3 separate regions of the Homo sapiens genome follow, and regions 1 and 3 are each linked to region 2. Evidence: read pairs that join two places in POLR2A ChIA-PET (ENCODE). Cell type or tissue: OCI-LY7. All regions are shown on one strand. Links, peaks and the distances in the headings refer to the core of each region. The heading gives the core; the rest is flanking DNA.

The links. ChIA-PET counts read pairs that join two places held together with the same protein. Peaks named below come from ENCODE experiments on the same cell type or tissue, not always from the same donor. Only the 100,000 strongest peaks of a DNase experiment are listed, where the experiment ranks them.
Region 1: POLR2A ChIA-PET joins it to region 2 with 5 read pairs; 4 of 35 experiments call an interaction of 5 or more read pairs at or near these places.
Region 3: POLR2A ChIA-PET joins it to region 2 with 5 read pairs; 11 of 35 experiments call an interaction of 5 or more read pairs at or near these places.

Annotation. Positions count from the first base shown.
Region 1 is chr17:75,482,466-75,490,105 of GRCh38, reverse strand. TMEM94 (transmembrane protein 94) reads right to left here. Exons shown (of 32, transcript NM_014738.6): 3 at 4,559-4,678; 4 at 4,108-4,235; 5 at 3,680-3,816; 6 at 1,972-2,174; 7 at 1,196-1,347; 8 at 738-840; 9 at 444-530. Among named protein-coding and RNA genes, the nearest start is that of MIR6785, 12 kb to the left of the region's middle. RefSeq lists an enhancer at 1,990-2,039. In OCI-LY7, for the core only: a CTCF peak has its summit at 2,622 (motif pointing right); DNase peaks (open chromatin) are centred at 2,255 and 2,575; H3K4me3 peaks cover 867 bases; H3K27ac peaks cover 1,385 bases.
Region 2 is chr17:75,566,065-75,573,704 of GRCh38, reverse strand. LLGL2 (LLGL scribble cell polarity complex component 2) reads right to left here. Exons shown (of 26, transcript NM_001031803.2): 11 at 5,012-5,229; 12 at 4,866-4,933; 13 at 4,574-4,727; 14 at 4,380-4,484; 15 at 3,450-3,742; 16 at 3,207-3,357; 17 at 2,605-2,755; 18 at 1,922-2,038; 19 at 1,641-1,807; 20 at 427-691; 21 at 74-224. Among named protein-coding and RNA genes, the nearest start is that of MYO15B, 18 kb to the left of the region's middle. RefSeq lists enhancers at 2,166-2,335, 2,446-2,575, 6,667-6,816. In OCI-LY7, for the core only: no CTCF peak of the experiment used is centred there; a DNase peak (open chromatin) is centred at 2,314; H3K4me3 peaks cover 815 bases; H3K27ac peaks cover 1,316 bases.
Region 3 is chr17:75,438,565-75,446,204 of GRCh38, reverse strand. No RefSeq gene overlaps it. Among named protein-coding and RNA genes, the nearest start is that of TMEM94, 14 kb to the left of the region's middle. In OCI-LY7, for the core only: no CTCF peak of the experiment used is centred there; no DNase peak of the experiment used is centred there.

The sequences.
Region 1 (7,640 bases), core at 372-5,371, 84 kb after region 2:
GAAAGAGGTGTTCTTTTTTTTTTTTTTTGAGACGGAGTCTTGCTCCGTCGCCAGGCTGGAGGGCAGTGGCGTGATCTCGGCTCACTGCAACCTCCACCTCCCAGGTTCAAGGGATTCTCCCACCTCAGCCACCTGAATGGCTGGGACCACAGGCACGTGCCACCACGCCCAGCTAATTTTTATATTCTTAGTAGAGACGGGGTTTCACCATATTGGCCAGGATGGTCTCGATCTCTTGACCTCATGATCTGCCTGCCGTGGCCTCCCAAAGTGCTTGGATTACAGGCCTGAGTCCCCACGCCCAGCTGGAAAGAGGTGTTCTTAAGCTGAAGCGTGAGGGGACCTCTGGGCTGCAGAGAGGGAGGGACAGCCAGGGTACTAGGAGAAGAGCCAGCCCTGCGGGTCGGAGGGAAGCATGACAGAGAGGACAGGGTGGTCCTTGCCTGGAGCTGGAGGAGGGTGTACTGCCAGGAAGTGACCCCCGGGGCACTGAAGATGAAGCGCAGGGCATTGGTGATGAGGAAGCCGGCCTGTTGGGAACAGCAGAGGCACAGCCTTGACCCCGCCCCTCTAGAGGGACCCAGGCACTGCCGTTCCCCTTCCTTTGCTACTCCACAGGCTGGCTCACTCTGGGACCCTCTGCATTCACTCCCGCTCATGTGAGTGGCCCTGAGACCCCCCCGTGTCCAGCCCTCTCCTCTGCCCCATGCAGCCCCGCACAGCCCCGCCACACGCACCAGGACCACGGGCACAGCATAGTGTAGCATCACCGACTGCACTGTGAACCGCTCATTGTCCAGGGCAGTGACTGGTCGGGACAGGGCCATGTCCAGGCACCATCTGCAGAAAGAAGTGACTGTCAGTCTCACTTGGCAGAGAGGCTAGAAACCTACACCTTGGGAGGATTCTGGGCCTCTCTGCCAGATACCGCTTCTTCAAGCACCGTGAGTCCTGCAGTTCCACGCTCTGCCCTGGCCCTAGCCCGTGTTCACCTCCAGAGCTGTCCCCTCAGAGTAGAGACTGGGAGAGGGCACCACTCAGTCTAAGAATTCTCACAAGATGTTAAGGACAGGAGCCTAAGGAGATGCCTGCCCTCAAGAGAACCTCGAGATGAACGGGGCCCCTTCCTTGTCAGTCCCATTCCCCTCTTCACAGAAGACACCAGGGACAGGAGGAGGCGGGGCAGCACCCCTACCTGATGTTGTCAATCACAGGGGTCTCAAGGACACGGAAAAGCCGGTGCTGCTGGGGGCTCTGTGGCCCTCTCTCCACTTCTCCCCGGGGTGAGGGTGGAGGGGAGAAGGGGGGGAAGAGGTCTCCCGGCTCCAGGACGATGTGCTCGTCATCCTGCCGGCAGCAAGTGGGAGAGTGGGAACGAGAGGGTCCTATCAGAGGCCACTCTTCCTGGACAATTCATCTAAGTACAGACATTCGCTGGGGTTAGGAGCCATCAGTTAGCCCAGAGTCCACTGGGACAGGGCCTGTGGGACTAGACTTTTAGCGAGAATAAAGAACAGCACAGGGGGCCAGGCGTGGTGGCTCACACCTGTAATTCCAGCACTTTGGGAGGCCAAGGCAGGTGGATCACCTGAGGTCAGGAGTTCGAAACCAGCCTGGCCAACATGCCGAAACCCCATCTCTACCAAAAAATAAAAAATAAGCCAGTTGAGGTGTGGTGGCATGTGCCTGTAATCCCAGCTACTGGGGAGGCTGAGGTGGGAGAATCGCTTGAACCCAGGAGGCAGAGGCTTCAGTGAGTTGAGATCGTGCCACTGCACTCCAGCCTGGGCGACAGGGTGAGACCCTGTTTCAAAAAAAAGAACAGCAGGGTGGAGGAAGATGTTCCAGAGCCTCTGCCAAAAAGCCAGTAAGCTGGCCGGGAAGCTTCCGGATGAAGTCTGGGGACCCTCCCATCGTTGCCTGTGGATGTTCCCACCGCATTTCCAAGGGAGAAGGAAAGCCTCAAGCTACCTTGATCCCCCTCAGAGAAGCAAACGATTCCTGGCCAGGCCTCAAAGCTATGATGTCTCCTTCAACCAGCAGGCTGACTGGCAGGTTGACCAGGTGTCCGTCTCTGTAGGCCCAGTGCAAGGACCAGGATGGCGCAAAAGGCATGTGGAGGTCTGGATACATGGCACTGGGCCACTGGATCTCCCTGCCATCCCTGAGGGCATCTGAGGGGAATGGAAAGAGGGAAACAACCCTCTCAGCCACGGCCCTGCCCCCCAGTCAGATACAGCAGCACTTCCGGAAGCACTGTCTGCCCACTTCCTCTCCCAGGAGGTCTGCGTCAAACCCCTCCACTCGTTCCAACACTTCCCTGCTTTCAAGGATGCCTCCCTTATAAAGCCCTACCCGGCCACTCCAGCCCCAGAGCCTCTACCTCCTCTCAACACCTGGAGCTCTCGTTCTTTGTACCCCCATCCCATTCAGATACACTTCACAAACATTGCAGAGGGCCTGTGAGGGGTGCAAGGTGGAGACAACAACATAGCTCCTCAAGGAGCCACAACCCAGTGGGGCAGATGAGACATGTGGACAGATAACGCCAAACAAGGCAAACACGGCTAAGCATTAACAAAGATCCCTGTGCTGCAGGAGTCCAGAAGAGGGAGCAAACCGATTTGCTGGGGCGATCAGAGGTGGCTTCCTGAAAGAGGAAGCACTGGGGATGGGCCTGGAAGAATGGTTTTGTCAGCTGGAGATGAGTGAGGGAGAAGCTCACCAGCAGAGAACAGTGGAGAGAGGCACAGAGGCAGAGGCTGATACACAGTGGGCCTAGGACTGGTGAGTAGTTTCAGCATCAGAATGAGGAGGAAGAGAAGAGGCTGGAGAGGAAGGTGAGCCTGTGTTGGAGGCTCTGGGAGGCCACTCGTGCCTCTGGGATGGCTTCCATAAGCAAAAGGGAGCCACTGATGCTCCTGGGCAGGAGACTAAGCTCCGGAAAGCAGGGCCCATCTTTTGCCATCACCATTGCACTCCCAGTGCCTGGCACATGGTGGCAATTAACCATCTCAGAACGAAAGGACAAACTCACTTAGCATCTAAACGTCCACTGCCCAGGTCTGTTGGAGAAAGGTCTCATGAGTGGGTGCTGCTTCTCCCACAGCACCACATGCCCCTGGACAGCAGGAGCCACCGTCCCTCAAAAGAGCCTCAACAACCCTCAATCCGCAGCCAAGCTTCATAAACACCGCCTGAATGAAAGGCCAAGCAGAAATCCAAGCCACTCCCCTCCCTTTTGGAGCTGGGCTGCTCCATCTCAGGCTCCCGGCCCCTACCCCACCCCAATTCCTGCAGGTATGTCTGCCCACCTTCCCATGTCTCCCAGCACAGTACACCAGACAAGATGGACTTGAACGAGAAAACTTCAATCATCCTCCTGCCATGTGAGAGGACTTCCCTGTTGGTTTCCCAACGTGAGCCAGCCTGCAAGCCCACCTGCCACTGTTGGCCTTCCTGCCTGCCCAGCCCTCTGCCTGGGCACCCACCACCATCCCACAGCTCTCACTGCCCTGCTCAAAAGAGAGTGGGCATCCTTCTAACTCCCCAGATGACAAGAGCCCCTGCAATGCTGGCCACAGGCAACCCGTCTGTGCTGGGGTGCAGGAGGGGAGCCCTCAGGGCTCTGATATGTCCGGTCATCTTTTCCCACCAATATGCCTGCCCTTGACCTCACCTTGGATTTGGTCAATGATCCCTCGCAGCCTCCGCTCTACCTCCCGACGCTTCAGCCGGTCTTGCCGCCCGATGAGCACAAGGTTGAGAAGCAGTAACAGGAACAAGGCCGAGGCATTCACCAGCCCCACCCCACGGCTGGTGGGAGGAAAGAGAGGCCGCACCCACAGGGAGTGAGGGCTCGCCCACCCAGCAGCCCCCAGGCCACAGCTCCCCTTCCCACCCCAGTCCCTTGTGGAAAGACTGTCCCGTTCTGGTGCCCTGACACCAGCTAGGCCTCTGACCCCATTCAAGGGACTGAGGAGGTTCCCTTACATCCCAGGAGCAGCTTGGGGGTGACAGCCCCCAAGAGCCCTGGTCTGTCCCAGGTGCCGCGGCAGGATGGACAGCACAGCTGGAGAGGTTGGGGAGCAGCCCCTGGGCGCACACCTCCCGGCTGGCTGTCCCCCGCAGCAGCCCAGCAGCAGCAGCACGGCCAGTAGCATGAGTGAGGCCCCCGGCCAGTGGAAGCAGGAGCAGCGGTTACTGTGGTGGAGGAAGCTGCTTCTCCACACCTCCTGGGAAGTTCGGACAGGGAGGGGACAATGAGAGGCCTGTCCCACTCCAATCTGGCTGCCTCCCCCGGCACCCTTCCCAGCCCCCATGGCCGCCTTGGTCCCCTCTCTTTGACCTCGGCTGGGCTCCAGCCTGTTGGGCTCCTGCAGCAAGCAGGCTCAGGAGCCACTCTGAGGGGAACCTTGGCTTCTTTCTGATATTTCATGAGGCCTCAGTTGGGTCACACTGTCCAGGGTGACAGGGTACATCAGAGTCCTGAGAAGGGGCCTCCCACACTTCCCTGCCATCCCAGCCAGGCCCTGGTAGCCCCGAGAAGAAGCTTCACCTTCCACGTCAGACACTTCTTCCGCTCCCTGAGATGTCCTTCCAGCACTGCCTCCAGCTGCTCCTTCAGGACGCTGAGGGCCTTCCGCGTGGACAGGCCCAGGGCTGAGGGAGGCTCGCCCTGCAGGCAAGCAGGAGGCGCTGGGCGTCACTGCCAGGCCAAGGCTATGCAAGGCACGCGGGCCCCAACCCTCCCCTTCCCTGGCCCTTCATCCTTCCCCTCCTCTGGGATCCTCACATCTCTTCCCCTACCAGCTCTGGCCTCTCAAGGTGTGACCATGTCCATCTCCACCAAATTACAAACTGTTCAAGTGCACAGCCTCCTACCCTACTCTTTACAGCCAAATTAAAAAACAAAACAACTTTTTCTTTTATTCCATGTTCCCCAACTCACTTTCCCCACTGCCCCTGGCGAGCTCCCTGCCCACCCAGGCTGTGCTCACCACTGATCTCCCAATTTATTGCAAGGGGGCCAGTCTTTGATTGCATGGACAATTTTTTTTTTTTTTTTTAGATAGAGTCTTGCTTAGTCTCCTAGGCTGGAGTGCAGTGGCACGATCTCGGCTCACTGCAACCTCTGCCTCCCGGGTTCTGGTGATTCTCCCGCCTCAGCCTCCCGAGTAGCTGGGATTACAGGCACACACCACCATGTCGGGCTAATTTTTTGTACTTTTAGTGGAGACGAGGTTTCATCATGTTGGCCAGGCTGGTCTTGAACTCCTGACCTCAAGTGATCTGCCCGCCTTGGCCTCCCAAAGTGCTGGGATGACTGGCGTGAGCCACTGTGCCTGGCCTAAAATATATCTTTTTTTAAATGGAGAGAGGGAAACTAACATAGAGATGCTATCTTTTGGCCAGGCGTGGTGGCTCACACCTGTAATCCCAGCACTTTGGGAGGTGGAGGCAGGTGGATCACTCGAACCTAAGAGTTAAAGACTAGTCTGGGCAACATAGAGGAACCCCATCTGTACAAAAAATCAGAAAGAAAAAATTAGCTGGGCATAGTGGCATGCACCCAGCTACTCAGGAGGCTGAGGCAGGAGGATTGCTTGGGCTCAGGAGGTCAAGGTCGTAGTGAGCTGTGATTGTGCCACTGCACTCCAGCCTAAATGACAAAATGAGACCCTGTCTCAAAAAAACAACAACAAAAAAGAGATGCTAGCATTTCACTGTTCCTAGGAAAGACATGAAGGAAAAAAACCTTCCAGCTCTGTCAGGGAGGGAGGGAGGTTGGGAGGGAGGGAGGGAGGGACGGAAGAAAGGGGCAGGGAGGGAAAAAACCCACCATCTTCTATAACTACCATTTCATGAAAGAGAGGATATTGTAACACTGAAACATTAGGAAGGACATAACAGAAAAAAAGGCAGCTATTCCCAGGGCAGGACTGTGCAGAGGCACACTCCCATCTCACCAAGGATGAATGGGACAAGGTGTGGACAGTGTAGGCCCCGACGACGCAGGGACCAACCACATCATCTTAGGCGACCTTGTGGCCCAGCCTTTCCCTGTCAGGACTCCCCCATTCCTGGCTTCTCTCCTGTTTTCTCCGTTGACTCTGACTGTTCTTCCCCATCCGTCTACCCCATAGGCCACCTAGGACACGTTACCAACCTCTGTAGGTTTCCAGAGCAACCTCATCCACAGTCACAGAGTCACCTGCCACCAACAAGCCTACAACTCCTATTTTACTTCAAGTCTGACCGCTACCCTGAATGTGGACCCGTCTGCTGAACGGGCCTACAGCTGCTTCACAGGGACCTAGGAGTCAATGTGTCCAAAAACCTGAACTCGGGCCGAACTCACGCCTGTAATCCCAGCACTTTGGGAAGCTGAGATGGGTGCACTACTTGAGGTCAGGCATTTGAGACCAGCCTGGCCAGGCCAACATGGTGAAACCCCATCCCTACTAAAAATACAAAAATTAGCTGGGCATGGTGGTGCATGCATGTAATCCCAGCTGCTTGGGTGGCTGAGGCATGAGAATCACTTGAACCGGGAGGCAGAGGTTGCAGTGAGCCAAGATCACGCCACTGCACTCCAGCCTGGGTGACAGAGCTAGACTCTGTCTCAAAAAAAAAAAAAAAGAAAAGAAAAAAACTTGAACTTGCCACCTGGCTCTACTGCCAGAGTCACCTTTCCTCTCACAGTGACTGTCTCACCCAATCACCTCTAGAACATTCTTGACCCTGGCCTTATGCTTGCCCAAACTCCACCCCACACTGTCTCTAACTTTTCCAAACCCACTGGAACACCTTGGCCAGAGCAGGGCCTGCCTGGTTGGTCAAATGACCTATTTACCCTTAAAATCAAGTCCGATTCTTGTGTGTGCTCCTGGAGACCCTTCAGATGTGCCAGCCTCCCTGGCCTCCTTTCCTGCTCCTCCTGACACGAGCCGAGCCCCTTCAGCTCATGTTCACATACTTGATGTGTTTCCCAGCGAGAATCACGTGCCCCACCCCAGTCAACTCTTGCTTCTCCTTCAAGACTCAGCTCAAACATCACCTCCTCTGGGACATTTTCCCAAAACCCAGGGCTGCACTTCAGGGGAGGTTTACATGTCAATGGTGTCCTGGGCAACCTGGCCTGCAGCCTGCACCTTACAGAACTGTAATCACAGATTGACACAGCTGGCTCTCCCGCCAGACTGCAAATTCCTTAAAAACAGGCTCTGAATTCTTCCATTTCCACACACCCTCACCATCCAACTGCTGAGACAGTGCATGGCACACACAAGCTCAGTGAATACTTGCTGAATGAATGAATGAATAAATGAATGAATGAATGAATGCAATGATCCCAATGAAACAGCAACAGGAACAACCCGAGGCATTCCGCAGCTTAGTCAAGGCTTCACCTTAATCGGGACTGTCAGCCCAAAATCTTAGACACCACAGCTTTTAAAAATGTGGTGGATGTCTAGGCTCCACTCCGGACCTACTGAACCAAAATTTCTGGGGATGAAGGGAATTCCAGGTTATACATACATACATACATACATACATACATACATACATACATACATATATATATATTTTTAAATTGAGACAGGGTCTTGCTCTGCTGCCCAGGCTGGATGCAGTGG
Region 2 (7,640 bases), core at 254-5,253:
GGGAGCCTCGGTATCTCAGAGAGGGCAGGGAGGGGCGGGAGGGGCGGGAGAGGCCTCTGGCCCTTTCACTCACCTGGCTCGGCTCGGGGCCTTCTTGGGGCCCGCACCGTTACCAGGGCGGTGGTTCTTGGTTTCTGCTGAATCCACCAGACACCGGGGCTCCACCAGCCACTTGGTGGAGAGAGAGAAGCGCTCAAACTCCGAGGGTGAGATCAGGTAGAAGCCTGGGGAGTGGGGGCAATGCTAGCGGCCTGGCCTGGCGGCTGCCAAGGCTGCCTCCCCACCTGGGGGAGTAGGGGCTAGTGCTCCCTCGCAGTTCTCCGCTTAAGGCCCATCCAGTCTGGCCGTGGCCACAACACCCCTGGCCACCCTTCCCGTCCGTGCAGTGCCCGGGGCCCCGACACCCACCCAGCCCGGCTCAAACACCTTGGCCATATTTGGTGAAGACGCAGGAGGCGATGCCACTGACGTCCTCCCGGCGGATGCAGCTGTAGCGCACCTGGGGCTTGAGCAGGGGCAGCGAGACCACCTGGATGTCGCCCAGGTTGGTAAGGACTGCCAGGTGGTGCTCCCCGTAGTCCTCGGCTCGACGACTGCCGAAGTGGGCCACGCTGACCCGCCGCACTCTTGAGCCCTCCAGGGCCGTCAGCTTCAACTTCAGCTTGGCACTCACCTTGGGCAGCGTGAACACCTGGGGGCGTGGGGTGGTTGTTCATGCCCATGGCCAAACCAGTTCTCCTGCCCTGTGCTGCTGCTGCTGGGCCCTCCCCTCCCCACATGCCTCCCGGTGTCCTGACAAACCCTTGGCTCTCAGATGCACAGACATGGCCTGGGAGGATGCCGAGGTCACCGACTTCCCTATCTGGATTTTTTTTTTTTTCCTCCGAGATGGAGTCTTGCTCTGTCGCCCAGGCTGGAGTACAGTGGTGTGATCTCGGCTCACTGCAACCTCCGCCTCAGGCAATTCTTCTGCCTCAGCCTCCCGAGTAGAGCTGGGATTACAGGCGTCCACCACCATGCTGGTTTTTTTTTTTTTTTTTGAGACGGAATCTCGCTCTGTCGCCCAGGCTGGAGGGCAGTGGCACAATCTCGGCTCACTGCAAGCTCCGCCTCCTGGGTTCACGCCATTCTCCTGCCTCAGCCTCCTGAGTAGCTGGGACTACAGGTGCCCGCCACCACGCCTAACTAATTTTTTTGCATTTGTTTGTAGAGACGGGGTTTCACCGTGTTAGCCAGGATGGTCTCGATCTCCTGACCTTGTGATCTGCCCGCCTCGGCCTCCCAAAGTGCTGGGATTACAGGCATGAGCCACCGCGCCTGGCCCATGCCGGGCTATTTTTTTTTGTATTTTTAGTAGTCAGGGTTTCACCATATTGGCCAGGCTGATCTCGAACTCCTGCCCTTGTGATCTGGCCTCCCAAAGTGCTGGCATTACAGGCATGAGTCACCGCGCCTGGCCCCCTGTCCTGCCTCAGTGTCCTCACACGAGACTCCCCCCTCACTTATTTCCTGTACTTCTGCAGCCCCTCAGACACCAACTGCAAACAAGACTGAGTCCCAGCCATCATTTTTGCCCAAGGTCCGAGCCTCCTGGATGTCCCGGGGAGTCCCAGGGAGACCCGCCGCTGCCCGTGTGGCACCTTGAACTGCTCCTCTGATACGACGAGCAGCTGGTGGCTTCCCTGCATGTCAGGGCTCTTCGACAGATCATGGGCCACTTCGAGGGGCTCGGGAAGGGGTACGCTGTGTCCGTCGAGCACCAGGATGCCCACCACCGGCGCCCGGTGCATCAGCTGGATCTCCTTGGCTAGGGGGAGGAGGTGGGTGTTGGGGCTGGTGAGGGGGTGGCAGGGCTGGAGCCACTCCCTGGACCCAGCCCAGGCAGCCCGAGCACCCTCTGCTCTCCCTGCCCAGCACTCACCCTGCTCTGCCCGCACAGGCTCATCCATTCTCCGCTCGGCGGGAGGCACACGCAGGGAGAAGGCATAGATGGTGCCCCCATTGGTGCCAGCCCACAGCGAGGGGCAGTGCCGGGAGCCTGCCGAGAAGCCATGTTTGGGTGTCTGACCCTTAGCGTGGGAGTCGGGTGGAGCTGGGCAACCAGGGTTTACTCCCAGGTTTTCCCTCCTGGGAGAGGCTGGAAGGCTCTCTGACAACCACACAGGCCCCAACATAGAAGACCCCAATCCCAGGTCAGCTCAGCCCTTGCTGTGATACAGCAGGGGAGAACCAGCCAGGGAGAGACACGTCATCTGGAGACCAGCAGGCTCTGCTGTCCCCGATCGTCACAGCTGCTCTAGGAGGAAGCTGTCACTTCCTCATTTACAGAGAAGCAAGCTGAGGCCCTGAAAGGCTAAGTGATGGGTCTGAGGCCATGCTTCTAAAGGGTGCTACGGCCTGGATATAAAGCCAAGGGAAGCTGACTCAGAGGCTGAGGCAGGGGAGGGGAGTAAGCAGGCAGGGGCTGCAGTCTGCCCCTGCTCACAAGGGGAAACCTCTTAGCTCCTACCAGCCAGGCAGGCAGCAGCCCCCGGCATGCCCCCAGGTCAGGGGGTGTCTGCTGCCCACTACCCCCTGCCCCCCAACCCCAGGCTGGCCACTCACTGTCCTTCAGGTAGGTGTCAGCAAAGTACAGGGTCCGGACGAAGCCTGTGAAGGAGTCCTCTGCCGAGCGAGCCTCGATCTTGCGCTGCACAGGCGCCAGCTCCATGTTCTGGAGGCCTGGCCGCTCAGCCTTGGCACTCCCCTCCTGTGCCTGCAAGGGGTGGGCCAGCCTAAGGGTCAGCTCTGGACTCCCCTCCCCAGGAACAGTGCTTCGCTCAGTGCTGATCCTTGCATCGGAAGGCAGGCCACAGCCATGCCAGCCACCTGCCAGGCCTGCGTCTAGAGGGACCCTTGTCCAAGAGGGAGGTGCCCTTGGGGGAGCCTGCCTGGGCCCCCAGCATGTTGTAGAGAGAAAAAGGAAATCACTAACGTTTACTGGGGATTACTTCTAGGATAAGCATTACAGTTACTGCCTTTCTGCTCAGGAAGCTGAGGCAGAGAGAAGCAGCGTGACCTGTCTGAGGTCACACAATGCGACCTGGACCCTGAATCTTGTTTGTAGCCTAGCAAGCCTGGGGAGCAGGGGCCGTGTGGCCCCCCTGCTGGCTGCTCTGAGCCGAACCTGGGTGCGTGGCCGGCCGCAGCCTCACCTCAGGCCTCACCTCTCCTGGGGGGCCAGCCGGGTGCCGCTTCCGGCTGGACACCCGGCTCCGACGCATCCGGCGGAATGACTGACGCAAGGACTTCTTGAGGGACTTGACGCGGGAGAGTGGGCCCTCCAAGGCCAGCTGGTCACTGGGGTGCAGTGTGCACCTTGGGGGGATGGCAGGCTGTCAGTGCTGCTAGGTCCTGGGAGTCCTCGCGGGCCCCACTCCCAGCCCCGGGACCCAGCCGCCCCTGCTCACTTAACAAAGACCTGCCGCCGCTGCTGGTGGTCAAAGAGGCCAAAGCCATGGCTGGTGCCGAAGGCCACGAGCCGCCACTCAGAGTGCAGGGCCAAGGAGGTGACCACAGCCGGGGGCTGACACTGCACCAACACGAAGGGCTGAAAGCCAGGCTCAAAGCGCACGGGCCCTGAGCGGGCTGCCAGGCGCTCGTGCCCCTTCCAGCGGTAGCCCTCTTGGTCCTGCAGCAGGTCGGCCTCCACCTGCTCCACAGCCTGCTCCGCTGCCTCGTCATTCAGTTCCAGTACCAGCACCTGCGCAGGGTGGCAGGTGGCTCAGCAAGCCCTCAGCAAAGGGACGGCAGGGCCGCAGGATGCTACTAGTGGGGACAGCAAAGGAGCTGGGCCCAAGGCTCAAGGAAGGACAAAGGCCTCTGTCCAACCCCAGCTCTCCTGCATTTTTTTTTTTTTTTTTTGAGACAAGTCTTGCTCTGTTGCCCAGGCTGGAGCGCAGTGGCACAATCTCGGCTCACTGCAACCTCTGCCTCCCAGGTTCAAGTGATTCTCTTGTCTCGGCCTTCCAGTAGCTGGGATTACAGGCACGAGCCACAAATGCCTGGCTAATTTTTATATTTTTAGTAGAGATGGGGTTTCACCATGTTGGCCAGGCTGGTCTCGAACTCCTGACCTCAGGTGATCCGCCTGCCTTGGTCTCCCAAAGTGCTGGGATTACAGGCATGAGCCACCGTGCCCGGCCCAGCCCTTAATTCCGATTTCTGGAGAAGAAACAACCATCCCAGGGACCTCCCGCCAAGGGGATCAAGCCACCTCCATCCACCGGAAAAGCAAAGGACACAGAATGTGCGTTAGGCAGGTGGTTGGCTCCTGTCCCTGCTGTCCCCAGTCATCGACCACTCCTCCCCAGCTCCCCCTCCCCAGCCCAGCCTGCTACCTGCCCTGCCGTGCCTGCCACAGCCAGGTAGCCGCTGTACTTGCAGAGGAAGATCTTCTGGATGCCCAGCCGGGGGTCATCACTGTAGGGGTCAAAGGAGCCCACCTGGAGAAGGGGAGGGGCCCTGTGAGCAGCCACGGGGACAGGACCCAGCTGGCCTCTGCCCTTCCTGGGTCCCAGGCTCCTGGCCTCACCTTGCGGAGTGGGGGCCACTCGTCCTCGCCCTGGGCACTGAAGTTCTCGTTGGGGTCCGTGTCGGTGAGGAACACGCGCACAGTGCTGAGTTTGTAGAGCAGCCGCAGGCAGACACCCGAGGCATCCCAGAACCGCACCGTGCCGTCCTCGTGCCTGTGGGCAGAACCCACCTGCCAGGCGTGAGAGGGATGCCAGCCGGGATGCCCAGGGGCTGGCTCGTCCACCTCAGGGCTCTGCTCCCACCCCACATATCCTACTGGGAAGAGGTGGGGTAGCATCAAAGTACCCTACCCTGTGAGCAGCAGGTCCCTCTGGGGTGGGGCTGGGGTCAGGCTGGTGCCACCATCAATTGGCCACTCCTAGAAAAAGAGACCAAGAAGTCCATGGGAGAGTTTGGCTTGCGGTGGGGCTGGGGCTGGGGCCAGGGCCAGACCTACCATGGTGGAGAAGTGTGCGTTCTGCCGGCTGCCGGCGGCAATGATCCGCTCCCACAGCTTCAGCGGGATGTTGGAGACGTGGTGAGAGCAGGTGATGGCGGAACAGTGCAGAGAAGCCAGGTAGGGCAGCTGGACCGGTGGCCAGCCTGCTGTCTGCAGGTCAATCACCACCAGCTCCTCCTCAGCCAGCACCACCAGGGCATAGGGGTCGTCAAAGGCTGGGGTACAGGGCAAGGGTCAGGGGCCGGGGCCAGGAGGAAGCAGCCCAGCTCTGTGGAATCAGAAGCTCCAGGGTTGGAGCCAGGGCATCTGCAGATCCAGAAAGCCCTGTTCTTGGCTGCTTGAGCAAAGCCTTTCCATCTCCAGGAGGGCAGCAGGTGTGGGCAGTAGCCCTGGCTCTGCATGCAAGGCTGCTGAGAGCTCCCTGGCACAGGGCTCCTGGGGGGATACACCTGGCTGGAAGGCAGGGTCCCAACCAGGATAGGCACCCCAGAGGCATGCAGCTGTGCCTGCCAACCCTCTTCCCTGGTTTCTCCTCCATGGGGCCTGCTCTCCCTGCTCAGATGCACCTGTCAAGCCTCTCCCCACAGGCAGCAGCACGCGTGGTCTTCAGCACACCAGTTGCTAGGGGTGGCATTTTCTTTACTGCACACAATCACATCACCTCACTCAGGCCTGGACCCAGCTAGTGCTCAATAAATGTGCGCTGGATGATTAAACCATTTGTCTTTTTTTTTTTTTTTCTTTTCTCGAGACAGGGTTTCACACTCTGTCGCCCAGGCTGGAGTACAGTGGTGTGATCTCGGCTCATTGCAACCTCCACCTCCAGGTTCAAGCGATCCTCCTGCCTCAGGCTCCCAAGTAGCTGGGATTACAGGTGTGAGCCACGATACCCAGCTAACTTTTGTATTTTTGGTAGAGACAGGGTTTCGCCATGTTGCTCAGGCTGGTGTTGAACTCCTGGGCTCAAGTGATCTTCCCACCTTGGCCTCCCAAAATGCTGGGATTACAGGCATGAGCCACTGTGCCCAGTCTTTTTTTTCTCTTTTTTTTTTGAGATGGAGTCTTGCTCTGTCACCCAGGCTGGAGTGTAGTGGTGCGATCTCAGCTCACTGCAACCTCCGCCTCCCGGGTTCAAGCGATTCTCCTGCCTCAGCTTCCCAAGTAGCTGGGATTACAGGCACTCACCACCACGCCTGGCTAATTTTTGTTTTTCTTTTTTATTTTTTGAGACGGAGTTTCGCTCTTGTTGCCCAGGCTGGAGTGCAATGGCATGATCTCGGCTCACTGCAACCTCTGCCTCCCGGGTTCAAGAGATTCTCCTGCCTCAGCCTCTCGAGTAGCTGGGATTACAGGCACATACCACCAATGCCTGGCTAATTTTTTATTTTTAGTAGAGACAGGGTTTCACCATGTTGGCCAGGCTAGTCTCGAACCCCTAACCTCAGGTGATCTGCCATCCTTGGCCTCCCAAAGTGCTAGGATTACAGCTGAGCCACTGCCCCTGGCTGACGCTGCCTCTTTGAAGTGCTTGTCTTCCCTGCTACTCTGGGGTCTGCTGCCCGCTGGCTGCTCCCAGGTGTTCTTTGCCAGATCCCCACCAAACTTCATGCCTCCAAGGCTTGAGGGTGCCCGGGCTCAGCTGTCCCATGGCTTCTCTTCTGTCTTCCTTACCACCTGGGCAGCCTCATCAGGGCCCCTGGTTTCACATCTCTTTTTTTCTTTAAACCTCAAAATCATTGAGCAGCCTTCACACATCTCTGCGTGGATGACTCCAAATGGACACCTTCCCGATCTCTCCTCTGAACTCCAGACCCATAAGCCCCAGTTGTCTACTCAGCATCTCCCTTATGGGTCTGGAGATCAGAGGAGACATTAAGTCCTCAGACTTGATCCCCGCCCAGCTGAGCTTGCTGCACCCTCTTGCCACTACCTTCTCCAGGATTCCTGGTGCTCCCAGCAAACCCTCACGTCATCCTTGACTGATCTCTCCTCCCCTCGTTTACCTCTCCCTAGACAAGGGGCCAAGAAATTACAGCCTGAGGACCAAATCTGGCCTCCTGCCTATTCCTGTCAATATGGCTGTCCTGGAACACGGATACGCCCCTTGTGTTGTCCATGGCTACATGTGCTCTGCAATGGCATTAGGCTGAGTAGCTGTGGGGAAGAAAGCCACCCAGCCCTTTATAGCAACAGTCTGTGAGCCCTGACCTGGCCCCTGAGCCAATGCTGAATGTTAGAAAAGACAGCGTAACCCCAGCCACCTCCTGCCAGTCCCATGGCCTGCACCGCAGCCCAAGCTGAGGTCACCTCTCCCTCGACTCTCACTGGGCTCCCGTCTTTGCTCCACTCCGTGTCCCCCACATGGCAGCCAGACAGATCCTTCTGGAGCAGAGGCTAGATCATGGCACCCCTGCTCAGGGCCCTCATCTCCCTCAAACCCCAAGTCCTTACCGTGCCTCCACGGCTCTATACGATCTGGCGCTGGCCACATCTGGACCAGCACGGGGGCCATTCTGCCCTCTCTTCGCCCCTACCTCATTGGAGCAAGCCAAGAGCCCTCCCAGCTCAGTCTGCACCCCAGGTCCCTACAGGGCAAGCCTTCCATCAGACTGCTTCCGTGTCTGCG
Region 3 (7,640 bases), core at 845-5,844, 130 kb after region 2:
CAGCACTCCCAGCTAATTTTTTGTATTTTTAGGAGAGACAGGGTTTCACTATGTTGCCCAGGCTGGTCTCGAACTCCTGACCTCAGGTGATCCACCCACCTCAGCCTCCCAAAGTGCTGGGATTACAGGGCGTGAGTCACCATGCCCAGCTGCTTTTTTTTTTTTTTTTTTTTAAATGGAGTCTTGCTCTGTTGCTCAGGCTGGAGTGCAGTGGTGTGATCTAGGCTCACTGCAACCTCTGCCTTCCTGGTTCAAGAAATCCTCCCACCTCAGTCTCCCAAGTAGCTGGGATCACAGGCGTGCGCCACCACACCTGGCTAATTTTGTATTTTTAGTAGAGCAAGTTCTGTGGGTTCTAACTCCAATTTGCTGTGTTGGCCAGGCTGGTCTAAAACTCCTGACCTCGAGAGATCCTCCCGCCTCGACCTCCCAAAGTGCTGGGATTACAGGCGTGAGCCACCACACCCAGCATGCATTTTAAAAATGAACCAAAAATTTAGAATTGGAAGAGAAAGAGAGGAGAGAGCAGAGAGGAAGGCTGAGCCATGTGTAAGGAAGCTGGAGCCTGAACGGTGGAAATGGCAGAGGACTTTTGGAGAAAAAACACTGACACTGAATTGAAAGCTGCTCACGTTTCTACGATGTAAATCCCTGCATCTTCCCAACTGTCCTACAGAGATCTCTACATGTATAGAAACCTTGTGTGAGCAGTTGGTTTAGTGACAAGTGGCAAGGGTATGTTTCACATCTCAGTCTGTGCTCTTGGATAAGGAACTACACCCATGGGATGGGGGGAGAGTCCCTCAAGTAAACCAGTTCATGGGAACCAGAAGCAACCATGAGAACATATGATCCTATGATCCTGCAAAGAAGTCTTCTTTTTTTTTTTTTTTTTTTTCTGAGACAGAGTCTCGCTCTGTTGCCCAGGTTGGAGTGCAATGGTGTGATCTCGGCTCACTGCAACCTCCGCCTCCCAGGTTCAAGCAATTCTCCTGCCTCAGTTTCCTGAATAGGGGGCATTACAGGCGCCTGCCACCACACCTGGCTAATTTTTGTATTTTTAGTAAAGATGGGGTTTCACCACGTTGGTCAGGCTGATCTCGAATTCCTGACCTCAGTGATCCACCCACCTTGTCCTACAAAAGTTCTGGAATTACAGGCGTGAGCCACTGCGTCCGGCCTCAAAGAAGTCTTTCGAACAGGGTTTAAGTAACAGTGTCTAGATCTATAAGGGCCAAAGAAGCCCCCTGCTGTACCTAAACAATATTTATATAGCTGCCTCTGGGGTTCTCTAAAACTGAGTTGGGGCCAGGCGAGGTGGCTCACGCCTGTAATCCCAGCACTTTGGGAGGCCGAGGCCGGAGGATCACGAGGTCAGGAGATTGAGACCATCCTGGCTAACACAGTGAAACCCCGTCTCTACTAAAAATACAAAAAAAATTGGCCGGGTGTTGTGGCGGGTGCCTGCAGTCCCAGCTACTTGGGAAGCTGAGGCAGGAGAATGGCATGAACCCGGGAGGCGGAGCTTGCAGTGAGCCAAGATCACACCACTGCACTCCAGCCTGGGCTACAGAGCAAGACTCCGTCTCAAAAAATAATAAAAAACTGAGTTGCTTCAATATGGGAGGTACGCTAATGGGAGGAGGTAGCTGGGTTCCTCCCAGTCCAGTAGAACACTGGCTCATCTACAGAGGGAGACACATTGTTTGAAACAGGATGGAGAGTATTGGAGAGGCAGTCAAACATCGCGCAGAGAAGCACTCTTTGTCAGTGAATGGTCAGGGCCTTGTAGGGTAACAAGACATGCTTCCTGAAACAGTTAGAGCTATTTTTGGCCCACCCTTCTCCATCTTAGAAATACTTTTTTCTGAGAGGCTGAGGCAGGAAGATTGCTCGAGGGCAGGAGTTGGAGGCCTCAGTGAGCTATGACAGCTTCAATACACTCTAGCCAAGACAACAGAGTAAGACACTGTCTTTAAAAATAACAAACAGCCGGGCATGGTGCCGGTAATCCCAGCCGCCTCCCCTTGGCAGGAAACGGCACCGCCGAATATCCAGTTGCTTCAGCCAAAACCTGGCATGTTTGATTTCTTCCCTTGCCTCCCTTACCATATTCATCTGTCAGCAAGTTCTGTGGGTTCTAACTCCAATTATAACCCTAATATGTCCGCTTCTGTCATTTCCAACTCTACAACCTGGGTCCCGGCCATCATCAACACCTGTTGTACTAGTTTAATAGCTCCTAACACCAGGTGTGGTGGCTCACACCTGTAATCCCAGCACTTTGGGAAGCCAAAGTGGGCGGATCACGAGGCCAAGAGATCGAGACCATCCTGGCCAACATGGTGAAACCCCGTCTCTACTAAAAATCCAAAAATTAGCTGGGCGTGGTGGCATGTGCCTGTAGTGCCAGCTACTCAGGAAGCTGAGGCAGGAGAATCACTTGAACCCGGGAGGCAGAGGTTGCAGTGAGCCAAGATCATGCCACTGCACTCCAGCCTGGGCGATAGAGGGAGACTCTGTCTCAAAATCAAAAACAAAAAAAAAAAAAACAAAGGCTGGGCTCAGTGGCTCATGTCTGTAATCCCAGCACTTTGGTAGGCCAAGGCGGGTGGATCATGAAGTTAGGAGTTCAAGACCAGCCTGGCTGAGATGGTGAAACCCCATCTCTACTAAAAATACAAAAATTAGCCAGGCGTGGTGGTGGGCGCCTGTAATCCCAGCTACTCAGGAGGCTGAGGCAGGAGAATCACTTGAACCCGGGAGCTGGAGGTTGCAGTGAGCCGAGATTGTGCCACTGCACTCCAGCCTGGGCGACAGAGCAAGACTCCATCTCAAAAAAAAAAAAAAAAAAAAAGCTCCGGCTGGGCGTGGTTGCTCACACCTGTAATCCCAGCACTTTGCGAGGCCGAGGCGGGTGGATCACGAGGTCAGGAGATGGAGACCATCCTGGCTAACATGGTGAAACCCCGTCTCTACTAAAAATACAAAAAATTAGCTGGGCGTGCTCGCAGGCGCCTGTAGTCCCAGCTACTCTGGAGGCTGAGGCAGGAGAATGGTGTGAACCCGAGAGGCAGAGTTTGCAGTGAGTCAAGATCGCGCCACTGCACTCCAGCCTGGGTGACAGAGTGAAACTCTGTCTCAAAAAAAAAGCTCCTAACTAGACCCCTGCTTCTTCTCTAGCTCCCTATTATTCAGATTCCACCCAGTAGCCAGAAGGTCTTTCCACACCAGAAGTCAGGTCATGACCCTCCTCTGCATGAACTCCTTAAATGGCATTCCATCATACTTAGACTAAAATCCCAAGTCCTTATGGTATATTGGTAGTCTATTACTGCATAATAAATTGGCCTGGAATTTGGTGCCGTAAACAATACAAATCTGGGCCAGGCGTGATGGCTCATGCCTGTAAACCCAGCACTTTGGGAGGCTGAGGCAGATGGATTATCTGAGGTCAGGAGTTCCAGACCACCTTGGCAAACATGATGAAACCCTGTCTCTACAAAAACTACAACAATTAGCTGGGCATGGTGGCACATGCCTGTAGTCCCAGCTACTTGGGAGGTTGAAGTTGGAGGATCATTTGGGCCCAGGAGGTGGAAGTTACAGTGAACCTAGATTGCGCCACTGCATTCCAGCCTGGGTGACAGAGCGAGACCCTGTCTCAAAAAAAATAAGTAAATAAATACATGTATCTTTGTTTCCTGACTTACAGGAAAAGCAAAGGAAAAAAAATTTAAAGAGAGAGAGTTTAAAAAAAACAATACACATCTATTATCTCAGACAGTTTCTGTGGGTCAGGAATCTGGGAGCAGCTCTGATGGCTAATCCTGGCTCTGGGGTCATGAGGTTAAAGTCAAGATCTCAGCCAGGGCTGCAGTCATTGGAAGGCTTGGCTGGGGCTAGGACACCCAAGGTGCCTCACTCACATGAAAAGTTAATGCTGGGTGTTGACAGGAGGCCTCAGTTCCCATGATGTGGACTCTCCACTGGGCTGTTTGAGTGTCCTCAGGACATGGCTTCTGGCTTCCCCCAGAGCAAATGATCCAAGCAAGAACAAGGAGGAGGCCTCAATGTCTCTTAGGATCTATCCCTGGAAGTCACAACCCATCATTTCTCTCTTTTTTTTTTTCTGAGACGGGGTCTCGCTCTGTCGCCCAGGCTGGAGTTCCCGGCTCACTGCAAGCTCCGCCTCCTGGGTTCATGCCATTCTCCTGCCTCAGCCTCCCGAGTAGCTGGGACTACAGGCACCCGCCACCACACCTGGACAATTTTTTTGTATTTTTAGTAGAGACGGGGTTTCACTGTTAGCCAGGATGGTCTCAATCTCCTGACCTCGTGATCTGCCCACCTGGGCCTCCCAAAGTGCTGGGATTACAGGCGTGAGCCACCATGCCCGGCCACACCCCATCATTTCTCTAATATCCTATCGGACACAGGATAGCCCTGTTCAATGTGGAGGGGGACCACACAGGGAGTTAACACCAAGAGGCAGGGATTGGCTGGACATGGTGGCTCATGCCTGTAATCCCAGCACTTTGGGAGGCCGAGGCGGGCGGATCACTTGAGATCAGGAGTTCGAGACCAGCCTGGCCAACATAGTGAAACCCCGTCTCTAATAAAAATACAAAAATTAGCTGGGTGGTAGTGTCGCGCACCTGTATTCCCAGCTACTTGGGAAGCTGAGGCAGGAGAATCGCTTGAAGCTGGGAGGCAGAGGTTGCAGTGAGCCGAGATTGCTCCACTGCACGCTAGCCTGGGTGACAGAGTGAGATTCTGTCTTCAAAAAACAAATAAATTAATAAAATAAGGCAGGGCTCACCGGAGGCCCTCGTGGAGTCAGCTGTCACATATGACCTGCAGGCTTTTCCTATGTTTTCATCCTTGCTTCCCACCACTCCTTGCCTCCAAGCTCAACACATTCCAGCCACACTGGCCTTCTCTCTTTTCCTGCCACATACCTGGTGCATTCCTTCTTCAGGACCTTTGCAGCAGCTATTCCCACAGCCAGAATGCCCTTCTCCAGGACATTTTCAGGATCAGAATGTCCCCTTCTCTGAGGGGACTCCCTCGACTCTCAACCTAACGTGCTCCCCGGTTTCCATCCTGCTTTTTGTTTTTTCGGAATATTGATCTCCGCCTGCTCCATTTTTTTGTTTGTTTATTTGTTCATTTTCAGTCTTCCTCTACTAAGATAAAAGCTTCATACGAGCAGGAAATTGTGTCTATTTTGGTCATTGTTGTTTTCCCAGCACTAAGAGCAGTGCCTGGCACATATTCATATAACTGACAGATGAGAGAATGAAGGGCTTTCCAAGGTCTGATGCAGTATCCCACAAGGACGTCCACGTACTTCTGACTTTGTGCTTTCTAAGCATTCTTTTGACTCAGCTTTTTGAGGGCCTTAAAACCAGCTAAGGGGTGTCCTAGGAGACACATATCAGTAATGATAATAATATCAGTAATAGTTAACCATTATGTAGGGCTTACTATGTACTACACACTGTTCTAAGTGCTTTATATAATAACTATCATCTCCATTTCAGAGATGAAAAAACTGAGGCCAGAGTCTTTTTTTTTAACCCTTTTCCTGTTTAGTAGAAAAAAGTGCAGCTCGCTGCCAGCCCTGATTTAATTCTACATAAACATGCTCTTTGAGGCTGAAGGAAATCTGATTGATTTTTTTTTTTTTTTTTTTGAGATGGAGTCTAGCTCTGTCACCCAGGCTGGAGTGCAGTGGCGCAATCTCGGCTCACTGCAACCTCCGCCTGCCAGGTTCAAGCGATTTTCCTGCCTCAGCCTCCCGAGTAGCTGGGATTACAGGCACCCGCCACCATGCCCAGCTGATTTTTGTATTTTTAGTAGAGAGGGAGTTTCACTACGTTGGCCAGGCTGTTCTTGAACTCCTGAACTTGTGATCTGCCTGCCTCGGCCTCCCAAAGTGCTGGGATTACAAGCGTGAGCCACCGTGCCCAGCCATCTGATTGATTTTCAATGTGAAAATAAAATATAAAAACTGTTCTTGGATTTATTTCTAAACAGAACTAATATCAGAACTGTCTGAATCATCCAAATCATCTATTTCAGAAAAATCAAATTCATCAAATGAATCTTTGGCCAACAACTGTTTGAGAACATGTTAACATCACTTGTAGGAATGCTATGTTTTCTAGGATTTGACATTTTCAGCGATCGAGGATTACTTTTTTTTTTTTTGAGATGGAGTTTCGCTCTTGTTGCCCGGGCTGGAGTGCAATGGTGCAATCTCAGCTTACCGCAACCTCCGCCTCCCAGGTTCAAGCGATTCTCCTGCCTCAGCCTCCCAAGTAGCTGGGATTACAGGCATGTGCCACCACGCCAGGCTAATTTTGTATTTTTAGTAGAGATGGGTTTTTTCCATGTTGGTCAGGCTGGTCTCGAACTCCCGACCTCAGGTGATCCGCCCACCTCAGCCTCCCAAAGTGCTGGGATTACAGGCATGAGCCACCGCGCCCGGCCAAGGATTACTATATTTTGTAGATGGAAATACCACTACTAAAACTAGAATGCTGTAAATAGAATGATGTCTTTTGTTTCTAATGTCAATATACTAGAGTGATATGAAAATAATAATAAAAATGAGATATTTCATTGCAACATTATCTCAGGGTAAACACTACAGCCGCAAGCATCAACAAGTATTCTCTGGGCAAACAGGAAAAGGGTTAAACAGCTTTGTTGAAATACAATCCACATACCATACAACTCACCCATTTAAAGTGTGCCAGTCTGGCCAGGTGCAGTGGCTCACATCTGTAATCCTAGCACTTTAGTAGGCCAAGGTGGGTGGATCGCATGAACTCAGGGGTTCAAGACCAGCCTGAGCAACATGGCAAAACCCCATCTCTACCAAAAATACCAAAAAACTAGCCAGGCATTGTGGTACACGCCTGAAGTCCCGGCTATTGGGAGGCTGAGGTGGGAGGATCGCTTGAGCCTGGGAGGCACAGGTGGCAGTGAGCCAAGGTTGTGCCACTGCACCCCGTCTCAAATAAAATAAAATAAAGTATACCAGTCAATGACACTTAGAATATTCACAAAATTGGGTAACCATCACCACAACCAATTTTAGAATGTTTGTGTCACCTCAAAAAAGAAACCCTGCACCCCTGAGCAGTCATTTCTATTTCCCCGTCACTGCCTCCCCCAGCCCAGGCCATCACTAGTCTACTTTCTGTCTTTGTGGATGTTTCTATTTATTTATTTATTTTTTTTTTTGAGACGGAGTTTCGTTCTTCTTGCCCATGCTGGAGTGCAATGGCGCAATCTCGGCTCACTGCAACCTCTGCCTCCCAGGTTCAAGCAATCCTCCTGCCTCAGCCTCCCAAGTAGCTGAGATTACAGGCATCCGCCACCATGCCTGGCTAATTTTTTGTATTTAGTAGAGACAGGGTTTTGCCATGTTGGTGAGGCTGGTCTCGAACTCCTGACCTCAGGTGATTCGCCTACCTCGGCCTCCCAAAGTGCTGGGATTACAGGCGTGAGATACCGTGCCCGGCCATGGATTTTTCTATTTAGGACATTTCATATAAATGGAATCATATACTATGTGGACTTTTGCACCTGGCTTCTGTCACTTAGCATGATGCTTTCAAGGTTCA